Regions from separate parts of the Homo sapiens genome. Here all the other regions are linked to region 2. Evidence: chromatin loops called from intact Hi-C (ENCODE). Cell type or tissue: PC-3. All regions are shown on one strand. Region 1 holds the start of ODAD2 (outer dynein arm docking complex subunit 2). Region 2 overlaps MPP7 (MAGUK p55 scaffold protein 7). Region 3 overlaps MPP7 (MAGUK p55 scaffold protein 7).

Evidence for each region. A loop is a pair of places that touch in the nucleus more often than their neighbours do. Peaks named below come from ENCODE experiments on the same cell type or tissue, not always from the same donor. Only the 100,000 strongest peaks of a DNase experiment are listed, where the experiment ranks them.
Region 1: a loop joins it to region 2, with 10 times the contacts of the local background. A loop is called at or near these places in 3 of 110 quality-filtered maps.
Region 3: it touches region 2 in a loop (2.8-fold over the local background); 5 of 110 quality-filtered maps call a loop at or near these places.

What each region holds. Positions count from the first base shown.
Region 1 is chr10:27,995,895-28,000,894 of GRCh38, forward strand. ODAD2 (outer dynein arm docking complex subunit 2) reads right to left here and starts at 3,185. Exons shown (of 20, transcript NM_018076.5): 1 at 3,100-3,185. In PC-3, no CTCF peak of the experiment used is centred here; no DNase peak of the experiment used is centred here; H3K4me3 peaks cover 1,672 bases; H3K27ac peaks cover 359 bases.
Region 2 is chr10:28,051,463-28,056,462 of GRCh38, forward strand. MPP7 (MAGUK p55 scaffold protein 7) reads right to left here. Exons shown (of 17, transcript NM_001318170.2): 17 at 1-2,782. The coding sequence ends at 2,603. Among named protein-coding and RNA genes, the nearest start is that of SNORD130, 19 kb to the right of the region's middle. In PC-3, no CTCF peak of the experiment used is centred here; a DNase peak (open chromatin) is centred at 2,979; H3K4me3 peaks cover 689 bases; H3K27ac peaks cover 2,515 bases.
Region 3 is chr10:28,133,214-28,138,213 of GRCh38, forward strand. All of the region lies in intron 5 of MPP7 (MAGUK p55 scaffold protein 7), which reads right to left. Among named protein-coding and RNA genes, the nearest start is that of SNORD130, 62 kb to the left of the region's middle. In PC-3, a CTCF peak has its summit at 2,279 (motif pointing left); no DNase peak of the experiment used is centred here; H3K27ac peaks cover 462 bases.

The DNA of each region.
Region 1 (5,000 bases), 56 kb before region 2:
CTTAAGAGTTAATGTGAGAGATGTAGGAATAAGTGAGACTCTTTCAGCCTTTTTATCTAAATTAGTTATCAGAAGAGTCTAGCAGTAAAATTTAAAACCAATTCAAGTGAGACAAATTTCACATTGGCTAAATAGAAATTAGTCTGTAAAAGAAGATCTTTTAAAAAGTAACAAAATCTGTAACGTTAAATAAGAGCCAAGTTAGAAAGCACGTTCTGACTTCATAATGAACATTTAATGCTTTTTTGGCAGATAATCTATACTTGTTTCTTTTCTCTTTTGTATAGCACTTATTGATAAAATCTTTCTTCCAGAATATTAGAAGAATGGTTATACGGTTAAATATAGAATAAAATTGGCTTTTTACTCCCATCATTATTAAAAAGGCTTAAAGTACAAAGATTAGACTTGGAGATTTTACATTCTGTACTGTATTAAATCTTTGAACTATCTATTAAATTCAATCACAGGAGATCACTGGATGGCAACAGGGCAGTACTTCCTGCTGATAAAGAGTATAGAAATATTATAGAGATGTCTAGTTATCAACATGATAGGAAAGGGGGCATTATCGGCCTTTAGTGTTGAGGACCGACAATGTAAAATATCCTGTGCAGGATAGTACCTCAGAAGGAAGAATTCTGCTGTAACCTCCAGGCATCTAGTAAGTGAAAAACTTCAGATAAGCACTACCTGAGCCTAGAATTTTTCTGCACTTTGCAAAAATTGCAGAGTATTTTGTCACAGTTTTATTACACCCTGAATTTTCCAGAATTGTAGCTACCATAAACGAAAAGAAGGTTGTACATATTTTGTTTTACATGGAATTTTACCAAGAGCTCAGCATTTTGGAAAATGACACCATTGATGGCAATGTTATTTGAGAAATTTAAGTTGCAATGGCACATCTGTATCAGTCTGCATTTGGGGCTGCTGTGTTCACAGTCATTCTGTGTAAGGCTGGACATCTGACTACTTCCCTATATATTCTAGTGTAGTGGTACTTGAGCGTTTACATGCCAATCTTTTCTTACAATTATTTTCTTTCATTTTACAGTTAGCACACTATCAATATTTAAAACTATATTAAATATGTAAGATTATAATCTATGATATTGATTTCAGGATAGCAAAGCAGCCTTACAACATATATGCTATAAAAACCAAGTACTGGATCAGATAGGGTGGAGAACAACTGATCCAGACATATATACCAAAGTGGTCATGAAATAAAGTGCAGAAATTAGTGCACAAATTTGTTCTGGGTGTTTGTTTTAGTATTCTAGCATTTTGTTTCTATTGCTAACCGATGAGAAATGCTTTAGATTTAAACACATAAACATGTTCTGATGTGTATGTGTGAGACTCTTGAATTTCCCATTGTTGTGTAAAATAAGTGCAAATCAGTGTAAAATAGTGTGAAATAAGTGCAAATAGCTTTATCTTATACAGAAAGGCTTAGGTGAAAGTTCTGTCTGTCTTTAATCTTAAGTATAACATTTGTTTTGGTAATCTTATAAAGATTGCTTCTTGCACATTTTTAAAGAAAAAATGCGAAATTAAATAGATTATGTAACGCTATGGTAGTCAACATACCATATAGTAACTTCTTGAAGGACCCTTAACACAGAATTAAGAAATGCAAAATCGTTATTTTCGTCAAGATAAATTTTGACAGAAATGTAACATTTGAATCTATTCAAATTGTATTTCCAAGTCTAGTGAACCGTAGCAATGCACAAGTTTTATTCAAGAAGGTTGGTGAGTTTAAGAAAACCTCAGGGTGGCCTATGACAATCCAGAAGGCAAGATCAATGTTATTAGAAAATAAATAAATAAATAAATGGTGTTCAAAAATGGTCGGCATAACTCAAAACTAAGATTTTAAAATCAAGACCAGTTGCTCCCCGGTTTCTGCCCATTGCCAAGCTCTTTTGGCTTAAGAACCATAGTTAAAATGAATCCATGTAAATACACAGCACACACCTTTGAAGTAAAGAAAGTAAGTTTAAAGATTAAAAGGAAAAAAGTTTTGGTTACGTGTTTACATAAACTGGGATGTTTACATAAACTGGGAATCACTTAGCACTCATTTTTCTCTTTATCCAATAGATACCACAGATTGTTTTTCTTTCTAAAGGTCAATTTCAAGCTTCCAGCATCATTAGTGAAATGAAACCCATTCGGTAATCACATCGTTAACACTTAAACAGAAGCACAACCGAATTCTTTAGGGGGCTACGGAAAGGCAGCCATCAGCTCTGAGATCTATGAAATGTGGTTGGTAACATCCACGGGGAGTCCGCGCATACACTGCTTTCTGAGAATGCAGAAGTTACTCAGTAAGACCGACAGAAAATCGAACTTTTAGACATGACATGAACAGGGCCCTAAGTAAAACCAAAGCTAAGCCTAGTGTGGGATGACGGCCCCCACCAGACTCGTTACAAGAAGGGGGCGTCAGAGCTGAGACCCTAAGTTTCCAGGAATGGATTCGGTAAGGGGACGAGGAGGGAAGGGACGGCGAAAACCACGCTGGGAGCGGGAGGCAGAGCTGCAAAGGGCGGAGGAGAAAGACGGGCTGGGGGAAGGAGAGGCAGGGAAGCGGCGGGAGAAGTGGAGAGCGGATCCGGGAGGTGATGGGGCCGAGGTAGTGCAGAGAGGGGCGCAGGGACTGAGGAGCAGACGGTCCCCAACCTAGGGCCGAGGCAGGGTCTCGCGGGGAGGAAGGAGTGAGATGGGGCTGGGAGAGAGAAGGGAAGGGGGCGGGTCTTGGTCCCCGGGAGGGAAAGGGGAGCAGGCGAGAGCGGCAGCGGCGGGGCCAGAGAGCCGCCTCTGTTTCCCGATCCACGCGGGCGGCTGCAGAACCCCTGCGGGGGTGAGCGTGGAGACCCCCAGCCGCACTCACCTGCAGCACCCTGCCCCCCGCAGTCGGCGCCCGCCTGTTGCTAGGACGCGGGTCAACACTGCGCGCCCTGCGGCCGCGCACGCCGGCGCCCTTGTGGGAGGCCTACAGGGCCCGTGCCCTCCCCCGGGCGCCGCCGCCGCCGCCTTCCGCTCCCAGCCTCACCCGGCCGCGACCGCAGCCCAGTCCGTTACCCTGGTCTCGGGACCTCCGCGCATCCAAGATTCCCGCGGACCCGTTGCACCGTATGCCCGCGCCAGAGACGCTCTGCGCCCGCGCTGGGTTCCACCCGCCCCGGCCACCTGCTGCTTTCCGCTCGGCCCCTCCCGGGAAACACTTTTATTCAACTTTGCATCTCCCTTTCTCAAACACTTTTATGCAACTCCCGAGTGTGCACCCTAACTCACTCCACGCGGTGGGAAAGGTTGACTTTGACAGAGGTCGTGAGCAGTTGCGGGGTCGGCGGCAAGTTAGCAGAAAACTTAAAATGGAGCAGAAAGGAAGCAGAAAATATTCCTTAGAAACCCCTTTTTACATTTTTCCATAGGCTTCCAGACAAGTGCGTTGTATGTACCTGAAATCTTCACTGAGTACCCCCAAATAGCATAGGGCTTCTCCTAGGATATTTGAGGCTTACATGTTTCTCTCCAAAAAAACAAATATGGTAGAATACTCTGATACTCACCGGGAAAGCAGAAAGCGCTCTTCAATAGGGCAGAGGATCGGAGTGAAATGAAAACATGTCCCCCATCTCTTTTTTTAAATGGCCTTTACCTTTGTCCATTAAGATGGTTTTGACCCCACCTCTAGACACCCTACCAGCAAGAGCCCCAACTGGAACACCAGTGAGGGATAAAGGAGTGGGAATATTGAGGTGGGGGGGGATGGGGAAGAATGCACTATCTTGGGGTGGGGGGACACGGTGTTTAAGGACCAATGCCGGAGCACTTAGGATGATGGGGTGTTTAGGAATTAAAACTGGATTCTTTTCCGGATGCCAAAGAGGCAAATGTGGAATGATGTTAGGATATCACCTGTCATAATATTATACGGATTCAGCTCAAAGCAGAACCTTTCTGCAAACACGTAGGGATATGAGGTATAGATATTTGTCCTTTGTTTTGGGTTTTTTGGAGGGTGGGGGACGAAGTCTGGCTCTATCACCCAGGCTGGAGTGCAGTGGCACGATCTCGGCTCACCGCAACCTCTGCCTCCCATCTCGGCTCACCGCAACCTCTGCCTCCCGGGTTCAAGAGATCCTCCCCCCTCAGCTTCCTGAGTAGCTGGGATTACAAGAATGCGCCGCCATGCCCGGCTAATTTTTGTACTTTTAGTAGAGACGAAGTTTCACCATGTTGGCCAGGTGGGTCTTGAACTCCTGACCTCAAGTGATCCACCCACCTCGGCCTCCCAAAGTGCTAGGATTACAGGCATGAGCCACCATGCCTGGCCTGTTTTGGGTTCTTTTCTTCTCTTTTTGAAAGTGCGAAAGTTGTTAGGAATGGAATAGTTTCACCTAAAGGAGATACTACCTGCAGAGAAGCTTAGACTTGCAACCAGTGAGAAAGGGGCTTATGCTAATAGGTATACAGAGAAGCCCTTTTAAAAATGGGTGGATTACAGTCTGAGACAACAGCATCACACCTGTGGCGGTAATGCAGGTCACAACCTGGTGAGGAGCAGAGGGCATCCTTCGGAAGGATCCTGGAGTAGTCCCAGTCCTGGAAGCAAGGAAGCTTCTGTGGGTACTTTAGTTCCTCTGCACATTTTAATCAGCTGTATGACATAAGGGAGCATTACTGGGTCCAATGTGGATGCCAGCCAGAGATCTTCCAAGTTCAGGACATTTCACCTTGGTTTGCAAAGCTGGAAAAAGCCAGAACCCACCAAGATCTGAGCAACTATGTCGTTGTTTGCCAAATTCATGCCAAGTTGCTTAATCTGATGCCAAAATGTGAATTTATTTTACCGGATATTTTCCAAGCAAAAATAACTTAATAATATTTAAATCTGAAGAAGTCCCAGTCGCCTCTTTCCAATTTTTCCTTGTCGTGATGAAACACTACCTGGGCCCAGTCACTCCCTGAAGGATTTA
Region 2 (5,000 bases):
ACAGTCAATAATAGGAGTACAGAATTTACTTTTTGGTCTTGATTTTTAAATATATGAATTTTAAAAAGTGAACGTTCCTCTTCTCTTACATAGTGGCTCCAACTTAGGGAGCTGGCTTCTGGAGGGAGGAGTGCTATTCTCCTTGCTGGAGAAGGAGGCTGGGGGAAGAAAGTACAGAATTCAGGGCCTTTTTGCTGCCGTTGTCAATGAACTCTCGGAGTTGGCCCTGCCTTATTAAATTTTAATCAATTATCTTTCTAAGCATCAAGATGGCCATGTAAACACTGTTTTTAAGACCACGTCTACCGGCTGGGCACGGTGGATCATGCCTGTAATCCCAGCACTTTGGGAGGCCAAGGCAGGAGGATTGCTTGAGCCCAGGAGTTCAAGACCAGCCTGAGCAACATGGCAAGACCCTGTCTCAAAAAAAAAAAAAAAAGTATACTACCTGATTTCTAAAATTACCAAAGTGCCCCCTTTTCCCCCCATTATTTAAAAAATATTGTTCTAGCTCTGCGCTTAAGGTCTGGACCTTTCTTTTTTAAAATGTTATATTTTTATAACATCTTATTATTACCACCACCAAAAAAGGACTCAGTTTCTCCCACTTTACACTATATCTCTGTCCCCAAAGTAAATAACTGAAGCAATTATCTGCAATTTTTTTAAAATGTGGGTATTTCAGGGTAAAGAATTTGGACTGCCTAAATTACTCAGGTGATTGCCTGAATTATTACATATGTCCCATCATTCTTTGTACAAGAAGTCTTGATTTATAGAAAATTTCAGACAATGTTCAAAGAAGGAAATATGCTACCCAAACAATCTACTTAAGACTTCAGGTTGGCAACCCTCCCTCTTTCATTTTTTAAAAACAAAATTTTTTGCTATTTAATTAATACACTTAGAACTCACTGTCTGGATCACGTTGTTATATAATACTTAGTCTGATTATCTATTTTGGTGTGACTATGTGTCAAGGCCATTGGAGTGGTTTTTGTCTCTGCTTCTAATATGAACTTGACAAGTATGAAGGAAAACCAGTGAATAATGCTATCAAATGTGCAGTGCACAGATCGCACACTTGGATCTATCTTTGTAAAGCTCAAATATTTACATGGAATGTTGACCATGATTTATAAAACTACTCTTTTAAATTAGGACATCTTGACATACAATCAGTTTATTTTATGAATAGCCCCGTTTGATATTTAAAAAAATATGCCTTTAAAATATTTCATAAATATATAGAATTTTACTACATTCTATTTTTTTTCACATGACATTTAAACTCTCTTTACAAATCAACAAAAAAATAACATTTTTTTTTCCACTTTGAAAGTCACAGATGCAATGATTTTCGACGGGCAGGGCTTCACTGCATGCAAGAACGGCAGGATATGCTCTCTTATAGAACGGATAGACATTTCTAGCATTTTGAATTATATAATTCACTTGCTGAAAATCAGTAGTATCAAAGAAAAGTGAGAGAACCCATCTAAATATTTACAATATAAGAGTCTTTCCTAAACTTCTTTAACAATGGCAAGGTTAGGATGGTGTCTGGACAGTGTTAACAAGCATTTTGATGACAAAGAAATAACATCACATGAAAAGTTTTCTAAAATAAATCTTAGAGCAATTTAAAGAGGGGTGATCTATTGCACATAGATGAAAAATAATCTTTAATTGTATCAGTAATATGTAAAACAGGTTTTACATGTTTTAGAATAGAAATCCTTCTTCTAATTTATTGGAAAAATCCAAAACCAGCTAAAATAACATTTTGGGTGACTTCATAAATTGTCTTCTGAGGAATTACAAATAAAAATATCCTTTGTAATCATTTCTTGCCACAAGGCTACCATTCTTACTTATATTAATCCCAAAGGAAAGGCTTTTCGTTACATATATAATAACTGTTAAAAGTCTACTTTCCCTTATTAAATGTTGTTGAGTCACTGACAGGTACTCAAAAGGACTTCTCAAGCTATATTATGAAGGCCATTCACTCAAGGTAAAATTTCAGTTACTCCTTTAAGAATTATTTTAAAATGCACACACTGTGAACGTATTGCGAATATGTAAGAAAGTCTACACTTTTTGAATAGTAAGAGGACACCTTACTGCCTGCCCGGCTAAATCTGTGATGATCCACCCAGAAACAGCAGAGCTCACCTGTCTGTCTGGAGCTGCTCATGGCTGCTGAATTGATACCTTCAACAGCTAACATTCAAACTCGACAGCAGCAGCCACACCTGAGACCAGCAGAAGCGCTGAACTCCCATACATACTAAGCCTCTAGCTAAGTCTCTCTGAAAATTTCAGCCTCATCTTGGAGATAGAGCGGTATTGAAGACAACGAGAAGGTTTGAGGTTTTGCTTAGAATACAGTACTGTGCATATTTTGATTTCGGATCTTATACTAACACATGGCGTTTGAAATAAGGCTGTAAAAAGATACAAACAAAACCAGCATTCAACTTGAACCAAGATTGTACATCTATGACAGTGATATAGATTTAAAAACCCTACTACCAAAACTGTAATTGATTTCATCATGCACTCTATAGAAAAAGACAATTATGGAAATTTCTCTTAGTTATGAATGTAACCAGCTCACTGGCACCCAATGGGTCTCTGTCTCTAATTTGTCAAAAGTTGTTTTGAGCTCATTGAATGCCACAGTGAGGTCATCATTTATTATAATTTTGTCAAAAAGATGACCATATTGACTTTCCATTATCTGTGCAGATTTAATCATTTCTTGAAAATCTTCTTCCTACAAAAGGAAGTATTAAAAAAATAATTGGTTAACCAGGCCATTACCTCACTTCATATCAATGCAAACATTCTACAATTGGTTTACCTAATGCTGTTCTGTGTTCAGTCTTTCCCCTCAGCCAGAAATAAAAGTCATCCTCTTTAACCACAAGTGCTTCAGAAGCCATAATTTCTAATACTATTTCTATGATTTGCTTGTAACAAAAAACTACTCTGGCAAGAGTCAAAACTCCTGCCTTAACTGAATTGCAGGATAATGAGTCACTAGTCATCATTATGGGGAAATGTCAGTATTAAAATAGCTATTGGAGAAAAGAATTGTTTACTCTGATGTTTTGGCTGCATTATTTATGCTTATTCATAGGAAGGAATTTATAATATAAACTCCTTTTTCAGAGTTGGACAAATTTGTAAAAGGATGATTACCATGTTTTTTGTTTTTTGTTTTGAGATAGAGTCTCACTCTGTCACCCAGGTTGGGGTGCAGTGGTGCAATCCTGGCTCACCGCAACCTCTGCCTCCGGGGTCCTAGCAATTCTCCTGCCTCAGCCTCCCGAGTAGCTGGAATTACAGGAGCGTGCCGCCACACCTGGCTAATTTTTGTATTTTTAGTACAGATGGATTTTCTCCATGTTCACCAGGCTGGTCTGGAACTCCTGACCTCAAGTGATCCCCACCTGCCTCGGCCTCCCAAAGTGCTGGGATTACAGGCATGAGCCACCACGCCCGGCTGATTACCACGTTCCTTCGATGTCTCATTAAAAGTGTTTCAGGAGCCTTCGTGTCTCACATTTTTAAAGCCAGGAAGTATTTTAGTTGGCTATATAACATAAATGTAAGAGAGCCAAATCCTAAGAATATGTGATCCTTTCTTATCTTCGTTGAGAAACCTTTAAAATGTCTAAATAGTACAATAAATCTTTATGTTGCAACATGCTGAAATAATTTGAGTCTGCATTTCATTGTCACATAAGATTTCACAATAACAGAAAATTTAATTTTAGTGTTGATCAAGAGCCTGAGTAACTAACATTGTATGACAGTACCTACTCAGAACGGATATGTACTGTTGGCATGTAAAAAAAGGTATTTATCAAATATACTGGGAATCAGAAATGTGATCTGTATTTTGTAACCACAATGAACAGTTCATAAATTAATATAAACTAAAGTTAATGATGAGCTAATTAAGAGGGGCAAGAAAAAAATAAGCTCTTCACATTTAATTTCTTTGCTTTTGATTTTTGGTCCAAAGGTAGAATATATTAAGATTAAGAAGAAAAACAATAAAAGGTCTTGCCAGAACCCATAATAGTCATGAATATACCACAATCATCATTTCCAATAACACTCATAGAAAATACAAATATTATTGCTGAATAATATTGGTCTACTTATCCTATACCCAAAATAGTGATTTTCTTTTGCTGTGCTAAATATAATTGTTGACACAAGGAGACAAGCAAGGCACATTATTAAATTTTTCATTTGGACTCTTAATGAGTAACAGTTACTGATGGTATTTTTAGCTTTAAAAATAAGGCTGCTCTGAAAATTAATTGGTCTAGATTTTATACAAATGTTCAGCCTACAATAGTATGAAATGTTCACATAATAGTATACAAAATAGTTTTGAGTCAATTGAATATGAAGATCCATTCACCAAAGCACAAGAAGTGTAACTGTTCAAAAGGTATGTACCTAAATACAATTCTTTCACTGATTTTTGTATCTATTATACTCTTCCCAAGTACATGCAGCTGTATATATGTTTTCATATATACAACTGTATCTTACATCTTATCTACTGCTTATATCTTATCTCCAAGCTTTTTGTGGTTGTTGTTGAGACAGGGTCTCACTCTGTCGCCCAGGCTGGAGTGTAGTGGTGTGATCTCAGCTCACTGCACTCTCAGTCTCCTGGGGTCTTGTGATCTTCCCACCTCTGCCTACCAGGCTGGAGTGTAGTAGTGTGATCTCAGCTCACTACACTCTCAGTCTCCTGGGGTCTTATGATCTTCCCACCTCCGCCTCCCAAGTAGCTGGGACTACAGGTGTCCAACCATCATGCCTGGCTAATTTCCATATTTTTTGTAGAGATGGGGTTTCACCACCTTGGCCAGGCTGGTCTTGAACTCCTGGACTCAAATGATCCTCCTGCTTCGGCCTCCCAAAGTGCTGGGATTACAGGTGTGGGCCACCACACCTGGCCCCCA
Region 3 (5,000 bases), 82 kb after region 2:
TGCAATTCACAGTGTAGCCAGAGTGATTATTTTAAAAACTTAAATCACATAACTACCCCTTAATAGCCCTTCTAAAGTTGCCCATCCATTGGGATGACCAAACTCTCCAGGATGTCCTAAAAGTCCTGCATGCCTCTCCAACCTTATCTTACACTGCCCTCCTCCTCATTCAACTTGAATAACTCTTTCTCATAGAGGTCTGGCCAAAACATTACATAAAAGCAGATCCCCTGGTGACTCAATCCCATAGCACCTTGTTCTTTGCCTTCATACATGTCCATAATTTATAATCATATGTGCATTTTTATGTTTATATGGTTTATATTTGCTGTCTACTGAAACAGAAGCTCTAAAATGGCAAATAGTGTCTGTTTTAAATCAAACTTTTGAATTGACTATAACATATATACAAAAAGTACAAATCATAAGTGTATAGTATAAATTTCAAAAATGAATATGCCCAAATAAACACCCCGAAAACAAGAAATACAACATTAACCAAACTCCAGTGGCCCCCACTTATGCTCATTCCTAGTCATCATGCCCTCCATACCCCCCAAAGTGGCGATCTTTCCCTTTATTTGAAAATTATATAATTAGAATTACAAGTGAGTATTCATTTTTCCCTAATATTAAGTTAGTGAAATTCACCCATGCTGTTACTTATGGTAGAAGGAATTCATTTTTCATTGCTATATAGTTTTACAACATATAAATATGTTGCAATTTCTTTACCCATTATGCCTTTGAGGGGCATCTGGGTTGTTTTCCGTTCTTGGCTAGTACAAATAATGCTGCCATAAATGTTTCATATCTTTTGATGCATATATATATGATGTTATTTAAGTATATTTAAGAGTAGAATGTCTGGGTCATAGATATATAGTAAGCCCATTCAAAATTAGTAGCGTTTTTCAATTATACTTCTACTAAAAATGTGAGTTCTAGCTTTCTAACATGATCCCAAACATTTTACATTATTAGTCTAAATTTGGCCATTCCAAGTGTATAGCGGTATCTCCTGTGGTTGAAATGTTCATTTTTCTTAAAATGAATGAGAACGAAACCCATTTGTGTTTATTGGGCATGTGTGTCTCTTGGTGAGATGCCTCCTCAAGATATTTGCATGGTTTTCTATTGCATCTGTCTTTTTCTTATTAATTTGTAAGAACTATTTATAGTATGCTGGACCCAGTCTTTATCAGTTACATGTGCTAGAAATACATTCTCCCTTTTGGTAACTTGCCCTTTCACTCTCCTTCTTGGTTATTTTTGCTCAATAAAGGATTCTAATTTTAATGAGCTCAATAAATGTTTTTTTCCTTTGTGGTTCATGCTTTTTGTATCCAACAAGAGTTTTAATGGGGAAGAAATAAACAACATCAAGATGATAAAATACCTGAGAAGATAATGGCTGCAAATTTTTGAGAAGTGATGAGAGAAAGACTCTAAACGTTCACGAAGCCTGATATATCCTTTAGGAACAAGGAAAGATAAAAAGAAACCTATGCTTAATACATCACAGCAGAAATACAAAATGGCAAAGGCAAAGAGAAGATCCTAAAAGTACTCAGAGCAAAAAAAGATAGATCATGAGAAAGGAAAGAAGAAAACTGATTGACAGCTGATTAACAGCAGCAGTAGACACCAGAAGACAGTTCAAATACCTTCAAAGTGCTTAGAAAAAATAATAGCCAGTCCAGAATTGTGTACCCAGCAAAAGTATCTTTCAAGAATAAAGATGAGGACCAAGATGAGGTTAACAGGAATCCACCTGAAAAAACTAGAAACTAAAAATAAATAAAAATAAAGGATAATGAAACCATAGTTTTCAAAGATGCTGGGTATCAAGCAACAAAGGACAGAGATCACTGAGAGACAGGAAACAATGTGAGCCTATGACTGCCCCAGCATTGCAGCCTAGAGTTTCCAGGCTGTGATGGGGAAAAAGAAACACAGGCAAAACTCAGTCGTCTCCTTGAGTTGGGAAAACAGAGCTGGGAATCCAGAGACGTCAACTGACTAGATTCTCAGGTAAGCCTATAGAAGAGGAAAGGGTGGCAGATACAGAATTTGGGAGATCTGTAGGAGGTCTCCCTTGAGTCCTGAGCAAAGTCCTTAGCCATGGCATGCATATAAGAAAACTACCAGAAAGAATTAGAGCAGTGGCTCTTAACTGAGGGCAATTGTACTCCCTTGGAGCCATTGGCAATATCTGGAGACAATTTTTGATTGTCTTAATTTAAAGGATGTTACTGCCATCTACTGTATTGAGGCCAGGGATGCTCCTAAACATTTGGTCATATACAGGGCAGTCCCCTAAACTCCAGAAATAATTATCCAGCCCATAAATGTCAATAATTCTAAGGTTGAGAAACTGCATTACAAGGAATAATCCCTGAAGTTTGCATAGGGCAGAAATAGTTCTTGTTCTCATCAGTTAGCAGGAAAATCCTCATAATTCATAGGCACTGAGAAGAGTTATGGGATGGGTATTGTCTCAATAGTGGAAAAAATAAGCCCAAGATTTAATGCTATGATCTCACCTAAAAAAAAGCTAAAAATAAGCCTCTGAAAGATCAAAATGTTTCCAAGTAATTTAACTGTATAACAAAATAAAGCTCAAGAATACTATCTATAGCAGGGGTCTTCAACCCCAGGCCACAGACCAGTACCCGCTTATGACCTGTTAGGAACCAGGCCACACAGTAGGAGGTGAGTAGTAGAGACTGAGCAAAGCTTCATCTATATTTATAGCTGTCCCCCATTGCTTGCATTACCACCTGAGCTCTGCCTCCTGTCAGATCAGCAGCAGCATTAGATTCTCATAGGAGCGTGAACCCTATTGTGAACTGAGTATGCGAGGATCTAGGTTGCATGCTTCTTATGAGAATCTAATGCTTGATGATCTGTCGCCGTCTCCCATCACCACTACATGGGATCATCTAGTTGCAGGAAAATAAGCTCAAGGTTCCCACTGATCCTACATTATGGTGATTATGTAATAATAATAGAAATAAAGTACACAACAAATGTAATACACTTGAATCACACTGAAATCACTCCCCAAACCCCCATCTGTGGAAAAACTTGTCTTCCATGAAGCCGATCACTGGTGCCAAAATGGTTGGAGAAGGTTGATCCAAAGAAACACAAAAATACCCAGCATCCAACAAGATAAAACTCACAGTAACTGGTAGTTAATCAAGATAAAACTCACAATGACTCAAAATTACTAGGTATGCAAAGAAAGCAGAAAATACTGCTCATAATGAAGAAAAAAATGAAACAATGAAACCAAATACTGAAATTACACAGATGATAAACTGGATAAAACCAAACCCTAAAATTACACAGATAGCAGACAAGAAAATTAAAAGTTATTATTTAACTGTATTTCAAATGCTCTAAAAAGTTAAAGGAAACACTGAACATGAGAAATAGAATATATAAAAATTACTCAAATCAAACTTCTAGATATGGAAAGTATGAAATAAGAAAAAAGTACACTGAATGAGATTAATATAGATACTGCAGAAGGAAAAGTAATACTGTAGAATAAGCAACATGAGCTGTCCACAATGAAACACAGGGAGAAAATATACTGAGAAATTATGAATAGGACTGAATAGGACTTAGTGATCTGGGCAACTACTTTAAATGGCCTAATATACATGTTAACTGGCATCTCCAAAGAAAGGGGGCAGTTGCTGGAAACTATTTAAAGAAATATGGCAGAAAATAGTCCAAATATGATGAAAAAAGTATAAACCCACATGTTCAAGAAGCTCAATGTACCCAAGCACAAAGAAAACATAAAACACCACCAAAATGCTTAAAACCAGGAAGAAAATATTGAAATCATCCAAAAGATTTAAAAAACACATTATATATAAAACAATAAGGATTAAAAACGACAGCACACTTCTCATCAGAAACAATGTGGGCCACAAAACAATGGAGCAACATCTTTAAAATACTCAAAGAAAAATACTGTTAACTTAGAATTCTATACCCAGCAAAAATATCTTTTAGAAATGAAGGGGTATTGAAAAGTTTTGAAAAATATACACAAGCTGAAAGAATTCACTGCCAGCAGACTTGCATTGCAAGAAATGTTACAGGAAGTCTTTCAGACAGGAGGAAAATGTTGGCAGATGGAAATGTGGGTCCATACAGAGGAATAAAGAACACTGGGAATATCTACTATCTGTGTATCTATGGCATATCTTGCACATAGTAAAACAGAGATAGCTGAATAAAATGTTTTTAAATGAAGCAATTATGATAATTGACAGGCAATATTAAGAACATCAGCTAAATATTTTTTCTACTTAGCTTTGTTCCATGTCTGCATTCCAAAATAATTTCATAGGCATTAAGTTTGTAATTTTTAATAACTTTGTTTTACAAATATTGTTGGATAGCAACATTTTTAATTTTGGACAACTAAAATTTTGCATTCCATTATCCTGTTTTAACTGAGGTGATTTTATTCTTTAATATACAGACTTGCCTTTAAAAAGGCAATACTTAAATGGAAATTGTGTTTCCATATGCCAGAGCCACCAATCACAACTGATGGGTTTACCTGTTGCTCAGAAGAATCTGCAGGAAATTGAACACTAGGCCTTGTAACTCATCAGACTCACAAGCACTCACTGCACTGGAACCCCTGGAGTCAACTTTATGTTCTAAGTATCTGTCAGGTTCACAGAATTAAGTGTCTAGCTTATAAGGATGAGCAACATTGATTTATCCCTCCAGAAGGAGCTTAACTTTTTCCTTCAGCTTGCTTTAATGAAGCTTCATTCATCTTGCATGCTCAGGCAGTGAGTAATTTCTCTTAAGTGAATGTTTGGAAGCTAAAAATTACAACAAATCTTCTTATTTTATTGCCTTTTAAAAAATCTACCAAATTTTCCATGACTGCCTAAATTATAATGCCATATTCTAGAGATGATGTCACTTCACTGTTTTATCAAAAGTGAGCCCCCGGA